Regions from separate parts of the Homo sapiens genome. Here region 2 is linked to region 1. A link is a loop called in an ENCODE intact Hi-C map of the cell type or tissue named here. Cell type or tissue: Calu3. All regions are shown on one strand. Each heading gives the region's core, and the rest is flanking DNA. Links, peaks and the distances in the headings are about the cores only. Region 1 overlaps SLC35F1 (solute carrier family 35 member F1). Region 2 has its middle 67 kb from the start of SLC35F1.

Region 1 (8,343 bases), core at 33-8,032:
TATATGCCTTCACTGTCTCCACTCAAAACCTGGGATTTGGTAAATGCCCAGTAAATGTTAGCTGAATGAAAGAATAAACTTTTCCTGGCTTTATTCTTCCTCTAATTCTGCAGTTCTCATGACTTCCTCACTACCATTCCGCTAATTTCATTTAACCTATTTCTTCTACAAAATATGAATTTTATCCCTGTAATATTAGTTGTGTGTATCTACGCCTTTGTCTGTGAATGTATTTAATTGACTTGTGTCTGTCTCTCTAATGTCTTTGTGATTATAACTGAATTTATAAAACTCTGAAGTTACTCTGTTCACTTGACTGGATGAGGCCAACTGGCACTTGAATGATGGTGATGATGCAATATTTTTGACCTACACAGATTCCATTGCACAATCACTCTTATAAAGTTATATGGTTGTGATAAATGCAATTGTACTACATGACTCTCAAAATTGATGCAAAGTGATTAAACAAAGAAAATAATATAAATTCTGTCCCCATGGCATGTCTTATAACCACACGAAGCCCAACAGCCTCACCTGTGGTGTGATACCTTAGTATCCAGTCAATATCATACTTGGCCTTGGATTCTCTCCTGAAACATCCAGAGGCCTTCCCTGGTGCTGACTGATGAAGGAATTCCATTTCATGAGACTTAGGCCATAAAAATATGCTTACTGCAAAATGGCCAACTATCTCCTCTTCTTGGATTTGGGCTGGCTCAAAATTATTCAGAACAACACTATATACAAATATGCATATATACATATGCATACACAAGCATAATAGTCAACACATTTTCTTTGTAGAAAATTTAAATTAAAGTGCACAGTGTCAGAGTAACAGAATGCAGGTCAGCAGGATTTAGGGCCCACGTGAACGCACACAGGGGCTGGGGCTTTGGGCTTTGGTAAACGCTCAATAAATGTCAGCTGAATGAAGAATAAACTTTTTCTGGCTTTATCTCTCCTTTAATTCTTGAACTCTCATGACTTCCAAGGGGGTTTTGCAGGAAAGAGCCAGAGAAACAGAGAAGAGAGTGAGGTTCCCTTGGATATTGAAGGGAGGGGGGCTGTAGCAGCTGGCCACCCACTTGGCAGGGGTGAGGCAGAAGCACCGATGACCCAGAGGACTTCCTCTCTCTGCTTTTCCTAACTCCCTCTATCCCACCCCTCTGGGGCTGGGATGTGCCAGCAGTTGCCCGAAGCCCCTGGTAGCATTGCTAAGGGGAGACAGCCCCCTAATCCCCATCCCATGTTACTGCTCCACAGCCTGTGCCTCTCCCTGCATCCCAGACTTAGAGTTGTGAACTCTTGTGGACCAAAGACTTGTAAAATATTCTGTAAAACCGGGATACAATTGGGGAGACACACCAGCTGTAAAGAGGGTTTGCAGCCTGAAGGCAGATCTCACAGACACTCAGAAAATGTTCCATCTTCATGAGACTGTCCACTACTGGGACAGCTTCATGACCGTGTTTGAGGGGGCTGCGCGCATCATGATGAGCACACTTTCGGAAGTGTGGGTGTCTAAAGCCAGGTTAAGGGGTCTGCGGAGTGCTGGCAAAGGAAGGGAGCATCCACAGAAGTCCAAAGAGAAGCTCGAGTAGATTTTGGCAGGAAGGAAGGGATGGGATGCGTGTGTGCAGGAGAGGGCATAACCAAATGTGATTAAAGGCCACAGAGAAAGGCACAGTGATAAGATGGTCAGAGATCAGCTGGAGTGGAAAAGAAAAAGAGGTAGGGAGAAAGAGGGGAAATTAAATGACGCTTCAATCTTCCTGTACATATACATATTTTTAAAATTTTAGTGCTACTTAATGTTGACTGTCTTCTGTTGTCTTAAAAGTAATGTCAGCATGAACCTTTTTTATTTAAATAACTTTTGGAAGCTGCACTTGAACTCCGATCTAGCAGTCCAGACGCTAGTGTTTTAGCCCCAGTTCTAATACTAATTTGCTTTTCTCTTAGACCATCAGTTCCCTTATTTATAGAGTAGATACAGTCATAACTCCCTTAAAGGGCTGTTGTGAAGATTTACTTTGTCTACCATAAAAATAACATAATCGTTTTTACAAACTGTAAGTGCAAACTTAATGCAACCAACTGTAAATGTTGTTTAAAACTACAGGGTTCAAGCTGGGCGCTGTGGCTCAGGCCTGTAATCCCAGCAGTTTGGGAGACTGAGGCAGGAGGATTGCTTGAGCCCAGGAGATTGAGGCGAGCCTGGGCAATATAATGAGACCCCATCTCTATTTAGAAAATGAATTTAAAAAAAAACTACAAGGTTCAAATTGTAATCCTGTTGCTATCACCATGACTTCAGAGACTTTTCTCCAGCCATTGTGTACTGTGTGCCTCCATGTCTCTATCTTTTTGTTTGTTTTGTTCTGTTTTGTTTTGTTTTGAGACAGAATCTCACTCTGTTGCCCAGGATGGAGTGCAGTGGTACAATCTCAGCTTCTTGCAACCTCTGCCTCTCAGGTTCAAGCGATTCTCCTGCCTCGGCCTCCCAAGTAGCTGGAATTACAGGCATGCGCCATCATGCCTGGCTAATTTTTGTATTTTAGTAGAGACAGGGTTTCTCCATGTTGGCCAGGCTGGTCTCGAACTCCTGACCTCAAGTGATCCTCCCGCCTCAGCCTCCCAAAGTGCTGGGATTACAGGTGTGAGCCACTGTGCCCGGCCGTGTCTATAAAATTAGAAAACAGAATCGTAGACACCTCTGGCATGTGTTGCCTAAGGATTCAAGGCATAAGGAGAATAAAATTCGTTTAAATCCTTAGGGGGAAAAAAGGAATCTATGTAAATCTAAGAGTAATAAACACTTCACTTTTCCATTAAAGTATTTTTAATGTCCTTGGAGATTTTTCAGAGCATAAGATGGTTATAAAATAATATTTGTTTATTTTTTCATATGGATATTTTATAATTTCTTTTTAGATTCAGAGATGTATGCAAAGAAAGTTAAATCTACTGAAAAGATTAATGGCAATCAGAAGAGGAGTTTTTGTTTGTTTGTTTGTTTGTTTTCTTTTTTAACAGTTTCAGTTATAATGCTTCTCTTTTCTACTTCTCTAACAACCACTTAGCCAAGGAATTAAGCTACGAGAAAACTGTTGAAAAATTATTTTGTCAGTATGTTTTATGTTATGTGACCACGAGGGGAAAGCTGAAGGCAAAAATCACTAAAAAAGAATAGCCTGTTTACTAAGAGCAGCTGCCAAACAGTTTCTCTTCAACAGTTACAGATGCCATGGTGAGAGCTTCAGCTGTAGCAATTAAATATTCCTGTCATTGACCTTCACTAAAACATTGTCCAAAAAATTATTATGACATAACTTCTGCTGATACTAACAATTTGTGTGACCTTGAGCACATCATTTCACCTCTTAGGACTTAGGAAGCCTCAACTATTAAATACAAGGGTCTTGGTGATTCTAAACTGAGGAGATACTGCCCTCCAGGGGCGTTTGCAAATGTGTAGAATGTTTAACGGTCAAGGCCCAGCAATGCTAACTGCCCTGCAGAGAGCATGAGACAATCTTGCAAAATCAGTTGTCCCACCCTAAATGCCAGTAGCAACCTTGATTATCTCTAATGTCCCTTCTGACAGTCAGTGATACCATATGTCTGACAATTCATTGATTTATTCAGCCACCAATTACTGAGGCCCCATTGTATGATAAGCACCAGGCTTCTCTCCTCAAATGCCCCAGAAACACTGGCTTGATTGTATCCTTCTTTAAGAAAAATTATGATTATATTCTTCTTTCCCTTCTCTTCTTTCTAAAAGTTTGCACTTACCCACAGGACCACCTGACACTTACAAATAAGGATTTTCCAACTCAAACCATTAGAGGAATAGATCTCAGGACTCATCAAGTGCTTTGGCTTTTCTAATGACACTGAGAACCTAAAAGCTCACTTCAGCTCTCCTCAAAGATTGGACCATGGCCTAGCTTGCCCTCAATAATTCAGGAATAGAGGCCTTCAGCTCCACTGACTGAGGGCTTCCAGCCAGATAATGAAACCCTAATTCTGTAGTGTGCAGCTAAATATTTCAACTTGATTCAATCATTTTTAATTTTTAACACAAAACACCAACTGTTTTATGCCCAGTGAACAGTTTTCAATGACAAACTGAAATTTCCTAATACACTGAAATAGCATCTGAGGCTAGCTGTAAAACCTACCTTAGAGCATATTACCACATCATTAACTCACATTGCTAATTAACTGCAGTGAGCAACTGTGTGCTGTAGTACAATCCTACCTGCCACCACCTCCTTCCTGTAGCCCCTCCAAGAGTGCTGTGACCTTTGGGCTCAGCCCCCAGCCATCACAGTGCTACTTAGCATTCACGTGGTCCTTCCTCACCTTATCATCTCAGCAACCTCAGGGATAGCTTACTATTCTGAGTGCTTGTTTCATTTTGCAGAGGAGAAGACCAGTGCACAGAGAAACATGAGCATCTGTCCAGGTCACAAAAAGCTTTGGGGATAGAGGGGATTCACAATGCTATTTGCAGTGCCAAGAAGCCACTCTGATGTTCAGGGATGCTTTGCAAATACGCAAACCTTTTCCAGCCTTCAGTGAATCTTGGAGACTCTATTTTGATGTTTCTGGTCATTAAAAATCTTTGTATATATTTGTTCAATAACTCTTATTGAATACTCCTCTTAATCCCTGCAGTGTTCTGATGCCAATAATCCTGTGCTAATTAAGTACTATTACAATTGGAACTACAGAGGAGAAGTACAGCATTCAACAAAAGCATCAAACAGGACTCGACCTAGCCTGGGGATCTAAGAGGCTTTCCTGAGGAGGCAAATTATAAGTGCAGGCCTGAAGGATAAAGGAGGAGGAAGTTCAAGCAGTGGAGCTCCTCCAGAAGGAGGAGTGTACATAAGTGAAGGCCCTGGGGCATGAAGGAGAGGCTTGTTCCATGTAGCAGAGGATGTTAGCTCAGTCTAGGTGGCAGAAGTGGGAGAGGGTGGCATGAGTAGATTTGAGAGATGTTTGGAAGATTAAATTGGCAGAATTTGGTAATCAATAGGATATAGGCAATGAAAGTGAAGGAGTATTGAGGATCACTGCCCTGTACTGGCAGCTGGGTGGTAGAGGCCACTTGTTTAGAATTCCAGCAAGGAGATATACTGGATGGTTGGACAAATCATAAGTTCCTCATGTGGTACAAGGAACTTGCAGTTCTATGTGACATCACTTTGTCTAAGAAAGACCCTGTCTTGGATAGTGTATCCAGAGGTCTTACCACAGTGTGGTAGAATCTGAATTAGTTCCATGGAGCCCAAAGAGTGTGTTTGAAAGCAGAGTTATAGACCAGCAATGAGGGCCTCGTGATTTAAGAATTACTTTCATATGTAGTATCTCTGAGGTTCATGCTGATCTTTGGGGAAAGTTGTTATCTTCATTTTACTAACAGAAATTTGAGGCTCCTGAGCTTGTGATTTGCCCAAGGTCACATAGCTGTAAATGAGAATCTGTACTCAAATTCAGGTCTTCTGGCTCCTAGCACAGGGGTCTTCTCATTTCACCACATTATCTCTCTACATAATTGGGGCAAATTCTCTATCAACTCTTTGGACTTACATGTCAGATGGAATCTCACTATTTGTACAAAATATATAAAAAATGAAATCAAATTTTTTTGCTATACTCTATTCAACTTTCTTTAAAAAATTTTTTTTCTAATAGTTCTTTTAAGTATTTCTACTTTTGAGACTCATATTTGTATTTATATTTAGAGCACTTTTTTATTTTAAGAATGAAATGACAAGAACAGATCAATTTTTACTGGTAGCAGGAAGACAGCTGTCCAGGAGAAATTAAATTCAACTTTTGTCTAATTTCTAATAATTCATAAAACATTATAAGACCTCTGCACCCTCATCTCCCATTCCCGGATCTACTCGTAAAATAGGGGGACAATGTAAAAAGGCTGGGTGTACTGTCCCCGAACCAAAGATGTTCCCATGGAGCATGGCCTGGCCCTGAGGAAGACAGGAGGCAGAGCTGCCCCAGCACCTGGAGGCAGGAGACTCTTCACCACCAGCCTGTCTTATCAATTTGCCTTCTCCCCTTTCCCTTAAAGTTTGGGGGATGTTTACAATTAAGTAAATAAATAAAGCTAATTTCCATTTATTTCAGAGTCTGTTTTAAGTACATCAAGTCTGGGTCTACACAAAATCTCAGGTTCAGGGGAAAGGCAGAACCCTTTCTGCAGAACTAAATTACTTTTCCCTACTACATGGAATGCTTCCTCCTGAATCTCCTGTTGTTGTTTACCTTCATCCCTCCCAATAGCTCCTGGACTGTTTTGTGATCCCAGTCGTGATTTTGCTCTCCTGGTTCTTCCTGCTGATCCGGTACAAGGCTGTGCATTTCATCGGCATCGTTGTCTGCATCCTGGGAATGGGCTGCATGGTGGGAGCAGATGTGCTTGTGGGAAGACATCAGGGAGCAGGTGAGTCTTCGGATGTTCACCAGGTTCCTTACCTCTGCGGGTGAGGCCAAGGCAAGAAATGGAATGTTCATAGTTGGGTGAAAACAAGGACCTTAGGAACCTGGATTTCCCACTATCTGTGTCCTGTTCATGTCTGTTCCCCACACCTGAAACAGGGCACACAGGAGGTGCTTAATGCATGTTTCTTGAGTGCATGAGTTTGCAAAATACAGCTTTCATGCCCTTTCTGCATCCATTCAGAAACATGCAGACAGTGTTTAAAACTGAGAGTCATGACCTACCAAGAAGATGTTTTGGAGGTCAGTCCGTTCCTGAACCAGCTGCCTGGCCCAAGCCCTGGTCCTTGGTAGAGTTGGTGGTAATGAGCTAATTCACTCCTGAGCCACAGGGCCTTCCACACATTTCCCCAACCCCAAACCTTTCTCTGTCAAGCCAGAGAAAGACTGAGCTTTCAAACTACTGGGTGAAGGTTGGTTTATAGGCCCACGAGTAAATAAAGTTTGAGGACTAGTTAGGAGTGCTCCATAATTTTAGGAGGGAGAGTTAAGTTCAGTCTTCTCACACATGGTTTTTAATTTGCTTTGCGAGGAGGGGTTATTGGTATCAATTAGAGTTTATAAACCCATAAGGTAAAGCTGCATGATTCACTCATCAAATTGCTGTGAATCTGCTGGGGGAGCCCTGAGTCAGGGTGGTTTCCAGAAGACCCTTTTTAAAGCATTGCAATTCTTTAAAATATACCAAAATTTTAGCTACAGAAGGGTTTTTGGAACAGAAAAAAAATGACCTTCTTTGTTAACATTAGAAATGGGATAGAAAGTACCCACTTTTCTATAGTTCTTGGAATTGCCCCTTCTTCTAGGAAATTAGATGATAAAGAGTCAAAAGTGGACCGTTTCTCTTTATGAGACAAGGTCACGTTAAGTCTCTGAAACAATGTCATGTATGTTGTACCATAGAACTTTATAACTGAAAAGGACCTTGTTCAACTCCTTTGTAATTGACATATGTGAACACCAAGATCCATCCAAACCAAGTGAGTTGCCCAAAGTCACAGAGCTGACAAAGCAGAGACTGGAACACAAGGCCCCCGGCCTCCAGGGCAGGCCTCTTTCTCTGTCCCATGTTGCTGGGAGCTGAAGATACAACATAGAACAAAAGAGAGACAGCCTCAGCCTCACACATCCACACCATCTACACAACACCATCAGTCCCCACTTCAATAGAAATCTGAAAATAAATACCTCAGTGTTTCCCAGATTCTCTTCTATGAAACACTGGTTCCATGACATATTGATAGACGTCATATGAAAAGGCCAATATTATGCTATATACATGTAGTAATGTTGATATGAATAATCTTTTTGGACCAATCAGATAATATTTTTGTCTTATACAATGTGGCCAGTTGTTCTAAAGTCATATATATGTATATATATATATATATTTTTTTTTTTTTTTTTTTTTTTTTTTGAGACAGAGTCCCGCTCTGTTGCCCAGGCTGGAGTGCAGTGGCGTAATTTCAGCTCACTGCAACCTCCACCTCCCGGGTTCAAGTGATTCCCCTGCCTCAGCCTCCCAAGTAGCTGGGATTACAGGCACCTGCCACCACACCCAGCTAATTTTTGTATTTTTAGTAGAAACGGGGTTTCATCACATTGACCAGGCTAGTCTTGAACTCCTGACCTCAAGTGCTCCACCAGCCTCGGCCTCCCAAAGTGCCAAGATTACAGGCATAAGCCACTGCGGCCGGCCTAAAGTTGTAATTTCATTACACTTTCTCAGCTTTCCGCACACTGTGTAAACACAGGCTAAGCAGAAGCAAGTACCCTTAGTTATAAAAACTCTATCTTCATGAA
Region 2 (8,343 bases), core at 294-8,293, 420 kb before region 1:
AAAAAAGCTAAAGTAATGGATATCCTAAGTACTTTGATTTGATCATTACACATAATATGAATATATCAAAATATCATATTTACCCCCAAATATGTACATCTATTATATATCAATAAAAATGTAGAAAAAGGAGTTATCATTATGTACCTCATAAATGTATATAATTATTATGTGTCAGTTAAAAAAAATCTAGTCTTTCATCCCAGATGGAGTCTGTTATTGTACTTGATGACCACTTAAGACAAAAACAAATGCTTCTCTGTTCTAACACTTGCTAACACTGGCTGAATTATTTAGACAGTGGAACACTCTCTTTTGGCCTATTACCAAAAAAGTCTTTATCCCTGTAGCAAAAAGCAGAATTGCATAGCAGTAAAATGCTATACAAAAAAATTATATTTTGGATTTATGAATATCAATATTTCTTTAATTATTATTATAATTTAGCAATATATCCAGAAAGAAATGTATCTTAAATTCAGAAAACTGCTTTCATTTGGTAAGAGCCCTATATATGAACAAAAGTGAGGGAAACAGCAAACTTTTATCTGTCAGTATGTTTTACTGGCAAATGTAGCTTCCAATTGTCCCCCAGTATCTGTCCTCCCCTTCTTCTTTAGTGTTAGAGGCCCCAGTATGTATCTGGGCACAGGAAATAGGAATAAAGCCTACATTTTCCAATCCTCATTCTTTGCTGCTGATGTGACTATAACTAGGTTCCTACATAAAACTTCCAGCAAGTTTCCTTAAAAAGAGCATTTGTTCCTTTCTTCACACCTCCTTTTTTCCCTGCTGGCTGGGATTTAGATGTGATGGTTAAGCAACCACATTGAACTATGAAATAGAAGCTGTACATTGAGGATGCAGAGCTACAAAATATCCAGCATTTGGGTCCCTCACGCTTCTGAGCTTTCATATTTGCCTCAGACTGCTTTGTTCCTGTATCAGTTATCCAGTGCTGCAATAATACTGAGTAAGAAAGGTTCATAAAAATAAGTATTTTTCACACATATATGAGATTTAGCTGATCAGAAGCTAGCCTCCCTCATGCTTCCTGGAGGCCAATTGGGAGTTGGCTCATCTAAGCTGGGTTCAAATAGAGTAACTGGTATAACTCAGCCCTGCTCTATGTGCCTTTCGTCCTTCAGCAGACCAGCTGGGCACAACCCTGTCATGGTAATGATAAAACCACAAATGAGCCAGCAGAAACAGCACGACATCTTAAGGTTTAGGCTTGGAACTTGAATACCAGCACTTCTGCCTCATTCTATTGGCCAAAGCAAGTCACAAGACAGGATTAGATTCAAGGAAATACATCCCACCTCTTCAGTGAGAGAAACTTCAATTTACATGACAAAGGGGGTGATATAGGCAGCAGTGAAGAATAGGTGCTATTTTTGCAATCTTTCACATTTTCAGACTTCTTTTATGTAAGAGACAGACGTCTTTTAGTTTACAAGATATTGTAATTTAGTTTAGTTTTTGTTCTATGCAGCTGACCCTAATCTTAATTGATTTATTGGAATGTGAGCTCCATGACTATTGCAGACTATAATTTGGCTCATCCAGCTCCCATTCCAATCCCCTTTAACTTAATTTCTAGAACTATAAAGACTGAAAAGCTAAAAAATATGATATCCCACTCCCTAGCAGCCAAGGTACTGCAAGCAATCTATTTTTTTACTAGACTGACCCACCTATACTTGATTTGCAGATAGCAATGAGAAACATAGGTGGTGGCTGTACCAAGAAAGAGTGTATCTACTGGCAAAAATGATGTCAGAGGTGCCCATCTGAAGTGATAGTGAAGCTTCTGACTTGGTGTCACAAGTATTGGGGTGGGGAGCACAGTTGTGTTTTACATTTGGATACAGTAGTGTCTTTTGATTTTTCTCTTGGCTGCTCTATTCCTGGTTGGATAATCAGACCCAATACTTAGATACTCCAAGATACCTGTGAACTACGTAATTTTTTTTAAAAAAAACTTGTTCTTCATAAGCCAGCTAGAGGGGATTCTGTTGTCTGCAGTTATTTTCACAAACAATAGAAGATTTGATCAATTATAGTAATGCATCAATTAATGACAGGGATATATTTTGAGAAATGTGCTAGATGATTTCATCATTGTGAAAACATCTTGAGGGTGAACTTATACAAACCGAGGTGGTATAGCCTTCTATACACCTAGACTGTATATATCGCCTGTTGCTCCTATGTGAGTAATGCATTGCACCATGGTGTTACTACAGCTATGATGTCACTATACCATAGGAATTTTTAAACTCCATTGTACCTTTTTTTTTTTTTTTTTTTTGAGATGGAGTCTCGCTCTGTCGCCCAGGCTGGAGTGCAGTGGCACAATCTTGGCTCACTGCAAGCTCTGCCTCCCAGGTTCATGCCATTCTCCCACCTCAGCCTCCCCAGTAGCTGGGACTACAGGCGCCTGCCACCACGCCTGGCTAATTTTTTGTATTTTTAGTAGAGACGGGGTTTCACCGTGTTAGCCAGCATGGTCTAGATCTCACCTCATGATCCGCCCGCCTCGGCCTCCCAAAGTCTTCCACACTATTGACATTTTGGATGGGGTAATTCTTTGTTGTGGGGAGCTGTCCTGTGCATTGTGAGATGTTTAATAGCATTCTTGGCCTCTGTACACCAGATGCCAACAGCACAAAGCTTCTCAAGTTGTAACAATAAAAAACATCTCCACACTGGCAAATGTCCCCTTTGGGGCAAAATTACCCCCACTGAGAACCACTGACTTACGCAGACACACGAAACATGAAAGCAATTTCTAATGAAGCATTTAACAATATTTTTCAAGATCTTGAGAAACTACATCTTAGTGCATATACATCTTAGTGCATATATTATACCATAGATAGGAGATCTTGGTATCATATAACACATCTGAAATAAAATGGATACACCTTTCTACCTTTTCACTCTATTGCATTAGTGATATGAAGTTTGATTTTCTTTATATCAGACCTAAATAAGCAAGTTGTCAACTTTATAGGAAAAAATATATAAATATATAACGTATAAATTTTTTTTAAAAAAGCGTAAGTAGAGGCACAAAGCAATTACCTATGATTCATTTTTGAGCCTATGGTTTTTAAATTTTAATGTCTAGAGATACTGTTAACAGTTGGAATCTGATCTTGGAGGTGAAATGAAATTTTTTTTTCTTATTTTCCCCAAAACTGAGAAGAAATATGACTGTTTACCCGAGTTTCATTCTTAAACCATGTTGGGGTGGCCTTTGGGCTGATTGTCACCATTGTTTATATGCTCAGTGATTTCAGTCTGGGGGTGCTTTCAGGGTTTCTGGAGCAGTTTTGAAGCCACAGAAATAATAATTAATTTTTAAAATATCCTGTCAAAACAACTTTTTCTGACTCAAGCATTTGTTTGAAACAGAACATCAGGAATTTTCTGCACACTACAGAATGTCAGCAAGATGGCAGAATAGAAAGTTTCAGCCTTCACTCCCACTGCCTCCATGTAAATATCACTAGCAGGTATCCAAAGAACAGAACATCTCTTTGAAAACTCCACTTGGAAACAGGCCCAAGATACTTGCATGTCCCATAGTACTGAATGAAAACTGAATTACAAAGGTAAGAAGAGTGGTCTCACTTCAACCACATACACATCCACCCACCAATTTGGCACAATACTAGAGAAAGAGGATTTCCATGAGCCCACAGTGTCTACAGGGGGAAAAGGGAGTTGAAGTTATCAAGTTTCTCTAGCTTCCCAACACACTTCTCAGGATGCTCACTCTGGTCTCACCTCACAGGAAACATTGGGACCAATGACTTAGCTATAATGCCTGGAGTCAGGTAGAAAGAAAGAAGGCAGAGGTCATGGTGACTAGCACTAAAATCTTGGTGGTAGGTCTGTGTTCCTGCCAGTTACGGTGCTCAGTCAGAGATACCAGCAAACCTTATAGCCCACCTGCAAAACTGATCTGATCACCTTTGGAAGCATGGAGGAAGGTTAAACCTAGCCTGAGTCCCTAGATGGTTAGTCTCCATACCCAGTGTCAGAGTCCACAAAAATAACCTTGCCCAGGTCGAGACACCCACCTCTGCCCATTTCAAAGAACAGAAGCTAGATCTGATTGCCCTGGGCAGTCAAGCAGTAGCTCTACTCAGCCAAAAATCCTGCTCAATGACCCCATCCAGACAGGAAGGTGCCTGCCTCTGCCCATTTCAGAGAATCATAGGGACTGGACCTGCTTGACCCAGGAGGTCACAGTGTCTCAACTCAGTGAAATGTCCATACCATGGCTCCACCCTGACAAGGAGTCAATCCTCAATCATGCATTTCTAAGAAGTATAACCTCTGGTCTTGCCCATCCTCAGCAGAAACTATGCCTAACTTCAGAGACCAACTTCAGTCTTGCCTAACTGCAGACCACAAATAGCAAAATTGTTTGGCCAGGGAATGCATTCTGTGATTTATGAGACCACAAGCCATTGCAGTCCACAGCCAGCAGCTCTGACCAATAGCAGAATCCAGCCAGTGATCTTGCCAGACAGTGGAGGTAAGCCAGCAGCCCACCTGACATCAGAGGAAAGACGGCAGCCCAGCCAACTAGAGAACTCACAACAAGCTCTCCTTGTCTGGATTTATTATCACCTCACCGGCCCTTCAAGAATCACAAGCTAGATTAAATATCAAAGATCTATCCCTGTCAAAGAACACAAGTAATGGCCAGAAGAGGGGGCTGTTTCCTTAAAAATGTAGAGAATAATGCAAGGACACAAGGATTACAAAAAATTAGAGAATCATAATACATCCAATAGAAACCAATAAAGCTCCAGTAATGCACCCTAAGGAAATAAATAATAGTTGAAATCTAAAAAATAGAATAAAATTACAGTATTTGCTACTCAAAAAAAGAAGGAAAAAGAAATGGAGATCTATGAAATGACTGATAAAGAATTCAGATTAATCTCAAAGCATTTCAGTTACTTCAAAGAATACATGGATAGTAAATTAAATAAAATCTGGAAAATAATACATGAACAAATTAAGAAGTGTGACAAAAATGAAAACAATAAAAAACCAAATAGAAATCCTAGAGATAAAGAATATCATTACTAAATTTAAAAATTCAATAGAAAGTTTCAACATTAGACTTGATAAAGTGGAAGAAAGAATCAATGAACTCAAAGACAGAACATTTGAAATGAAAAACAAAAAGAAGAATGAAAAAGAATAAAGAAATCTTATGGGAATTATGGGATCCCCATCAAAAAGCCAAAACTTTACATATACAACCTAGCAGAGACTCACCTTACTTTTAAGGATACACATAGATTGAAAGTGAAGGGATTGAAAAAGATGTTCCCTACAAATAAAAACCAAAAGAGAGCAAGGATAGCTACACTAATATCACACAAAATAGACTTTAAGTCAAAAACTGTGAAAAGAGACAAAGAACTTATGTAATTATAAAGAAGCAATTAATCAAGAGATATAACAATTGTGAATATATATATATATATATATATAGCACCAAACATAGAAGCACCTAAATATATAAAACAAGTATTAAAGAATATGAGGGGAGAGATAGCTTGCAATACAATAATAATAAGGAACTTCAATATCCCACTTTCAACAATGGGCAGGTCATTCAGACATAAAACCAATGAGACAATACTGGACTTGAACAACACTATAGGCCAAGTGAAACCAACAGACAAATACAAGACATTCCATTCAACAACAGCAGAATATATATTCTTCTCAAGTGCACACACAGATAGGTCATATGTTAGATCACAAAATATGCCTTAGCAAATTTAAGGTGGATGAAATAATATCAAGTATCTTTTCCAACTATAATGAATTGAAACTAGAAATCAATAACAGGAGGAATTTTAGAAAATTTGCAAATACATGGAATTTAAACATGTTCCTGAACAACCAATGGGTCAATAAAGAAATTTAAAAGAAAATTTAAAAATATCTTTAGATAAATGAAAATGAAAACACAATATACCAAAACTTATGGGATACAACACAATCAGTTCTCAAAGGAAAGTTTACAGCAATAAACACCTACATCAAAAATAAACAAAACATCTAAAATAAACAACATTACTCCTCACTGAACTAGAAAAAGAACAAACTAAGCCCAAAGTTAGCAGAAGGAAGGAAATAATAAAAATCAGAGTAGATTTTTATTATTAAAATAAAATAAATAAAATAAAGACTAGAAAAAAAAACCATACAAAAGATCAACAAAACTTAAGAGTTAGTGATTTTAAATGATAAAATCCACAAGTCTTTAGCTAGAATAAGAAAAAGAGATGATTCAAATAAATAAAGTCAGAAACAAAAGAGGAGCCATTGCAACTAATATCACAGAAATACAAAGGATCACAAGAGACTACTATGACCAATTATACAACAAATTGGATAAACTAGAAGAAATTGACAAATTTCTTCACATATATTTAGGTTAGTGCAAAAGTAATTGCGGTTTTTGCCATTGCCATGCAACCTACCAAGACTGAATCATCATGAAGAAATGGACAATCTGAAAAGACCAATAATGGGTATTGAGATTTAATAAGTAATCAGTAATGGGTATTGAGATTTAATCAGTAATTAAAAAGTCTCCTATAATAAAAACCTTAAGACCTGATGGTTACCAATCTGAATTCTACCAAACATTTGAAGAACTAATACCGATCCTTCTGAAACTCTTCAAAAAAATGAAGAGGCAGAAATACTTCTAAACTTTTTACAAGGCCAGCATTTTCCTGATAGCAAGGCTGGGCAAGGACATTATAAGAAAAGATTACAGGCTAATATCTTTGATGAACATAGTTGTAAAAATCTTCAACAAAATACTAGCAAACCAAATTTAACAACACATTAAAAGGATCATTCACCATAATCAAGTGGGATTTATCCTTGTGATGTAAGTATGGTTCAATTTATGCAAATCAATAAAAGTTATACATCATATTAACAGAATGAAAGACAAAAACATATGATCATCTTATTAGATGCAGAAAAAACATTTGACAAATTCAATATCCTTTCACAATAAAAACTCTCACTAAAGTAGGTGTAGAGGGAATGTATTTCAACACAATAAAGGCCATATATGTGAAGCTCACAACTATTATTATACTCAATGGTGAAATTTGAAAGCCCTTGCTCTGAGATCTGGAACCAGACAAGATGTCCAGCCTTGACACTTTTATTCAACATAGTATTGGAAATCCTTGTCAGAGCAATTAGGCAAGAAGGAGAAATAAAGGGCACCTAAATAGGAAAAAAAGAATTGAAATTGTCAGTGTTTCCTGATGAGATGATCTTATATGTAATAAACCCTAAAGACTCCACCAAAAAACAGAACTATCAAACAAATACAGTAAAGTTGCAGGATACAAAATTAACACACATAAATCAGTAGTGTTTCTATATACTAAGAATAAATTATTTCCCCCAAAATAAAAAATTTCATTTCATAATAGCTATAAAAAATAATACTTATAAATACATTTAGCCAAGGAGATGAAAGACCAGTACACTGAAAACTAGAAAATGTTGAAGAAAGAAATAGAACACACAAATAAATGGAAAGATATCCTGTGTTCATGAATTGGAAAAATTAATATTGCTTAAATGTTCATATTATATACAGTAAGATGTGTCTATTTTAAATATAAATAAATCAATAGTTGAGTGGTTGCAAGGCACTGAGGATGAAGAAACAGTGCAGAGATAGGACACAGTGCATTGGTACTGAACTGAAACTATTCCATATGATAGAATAATAGCAGATACATGTAACTATGCCATTGCTCCAGTCCATAGAATTTACAACACCCAAGTGAATGCTAAGGAGAGCTATGTGGTCTCATCATGAGAGTGATGTGTCATTGTAGGTTGAATGATTGCAGCGAACGTACCACTCTATGACAGAAAGTTGTTAGTGAAAGGAACTATGCATCTAAGGGGGCAGAGGATATGGGGGACCTCTGTTTGTCCTGCCCAATTTTAGCATGAATCTAAAGGTTTTCTACGAATTGAGCTCGATTTTTAAAATGGGTATATGAACTTATTTTGTGAGTGTTGATTATACCAGAATTTCCTGTTGTCTGCATGGTACATGCATTGCACGCATGGGCATTAAATTTCTTCTACAAGTAAAAAACAAAACAAAACAAAAGTTCATATTACCCAAATCAATCTACAGATTTAATGCAATTCCCATCGAAATTTCAATAAAATTGAAAATGGAAAAAAACAATAATATGAAACCACAAAAAACTCTGAATAGCCAAGGCAATCATGAGCAAAAAG

Evidence for each region. Hi-C counts contacts between places; a loop is a spot of excess contacts. Peaks named below come from ENCODE experiments on the same cell type or tissue, not always from the same donor. Only the 100,000 strongest peaks of a DNase experiment are listed, where the experiment ranks them.
Region 2: a loop joins it to region 1, with 15 times the contacts of the local background. A loop is called at or near these places in 16 of 110 quality-filtered maps.

The regions. Positions count from the first base shown.
Region 1 is chr6:118,260,671-118,269,013 of GRCh38, forward strand. It overlaps SLC35F1 (solute carrier family 35 member F1), which reads left to right. Exons shown (of 8, transcript NM_001029858.4): 4 at 6,325-6,484. Among named protein-coding and RNA genes, the nearest start is that of PLN, 280 kb to the right of the region's middle. In Calu3, for the core only: no CTCF peak of the experiment used is centred there; no DNase peak of the experiment used is centred there.
Region 2 is chr6:117,836,164-117,844,506 of GRCh38, forward strand. No RefSeq gene overlaps it. Among named protein-coding and RNA genes, the nearest start is that of SLC35F1, 67 kb to the right of the region's middle. In Calu3, for the core only: no CTCF peak of the experiment used is centred there; a DNase peak (open chromatin) is centred at 4,718.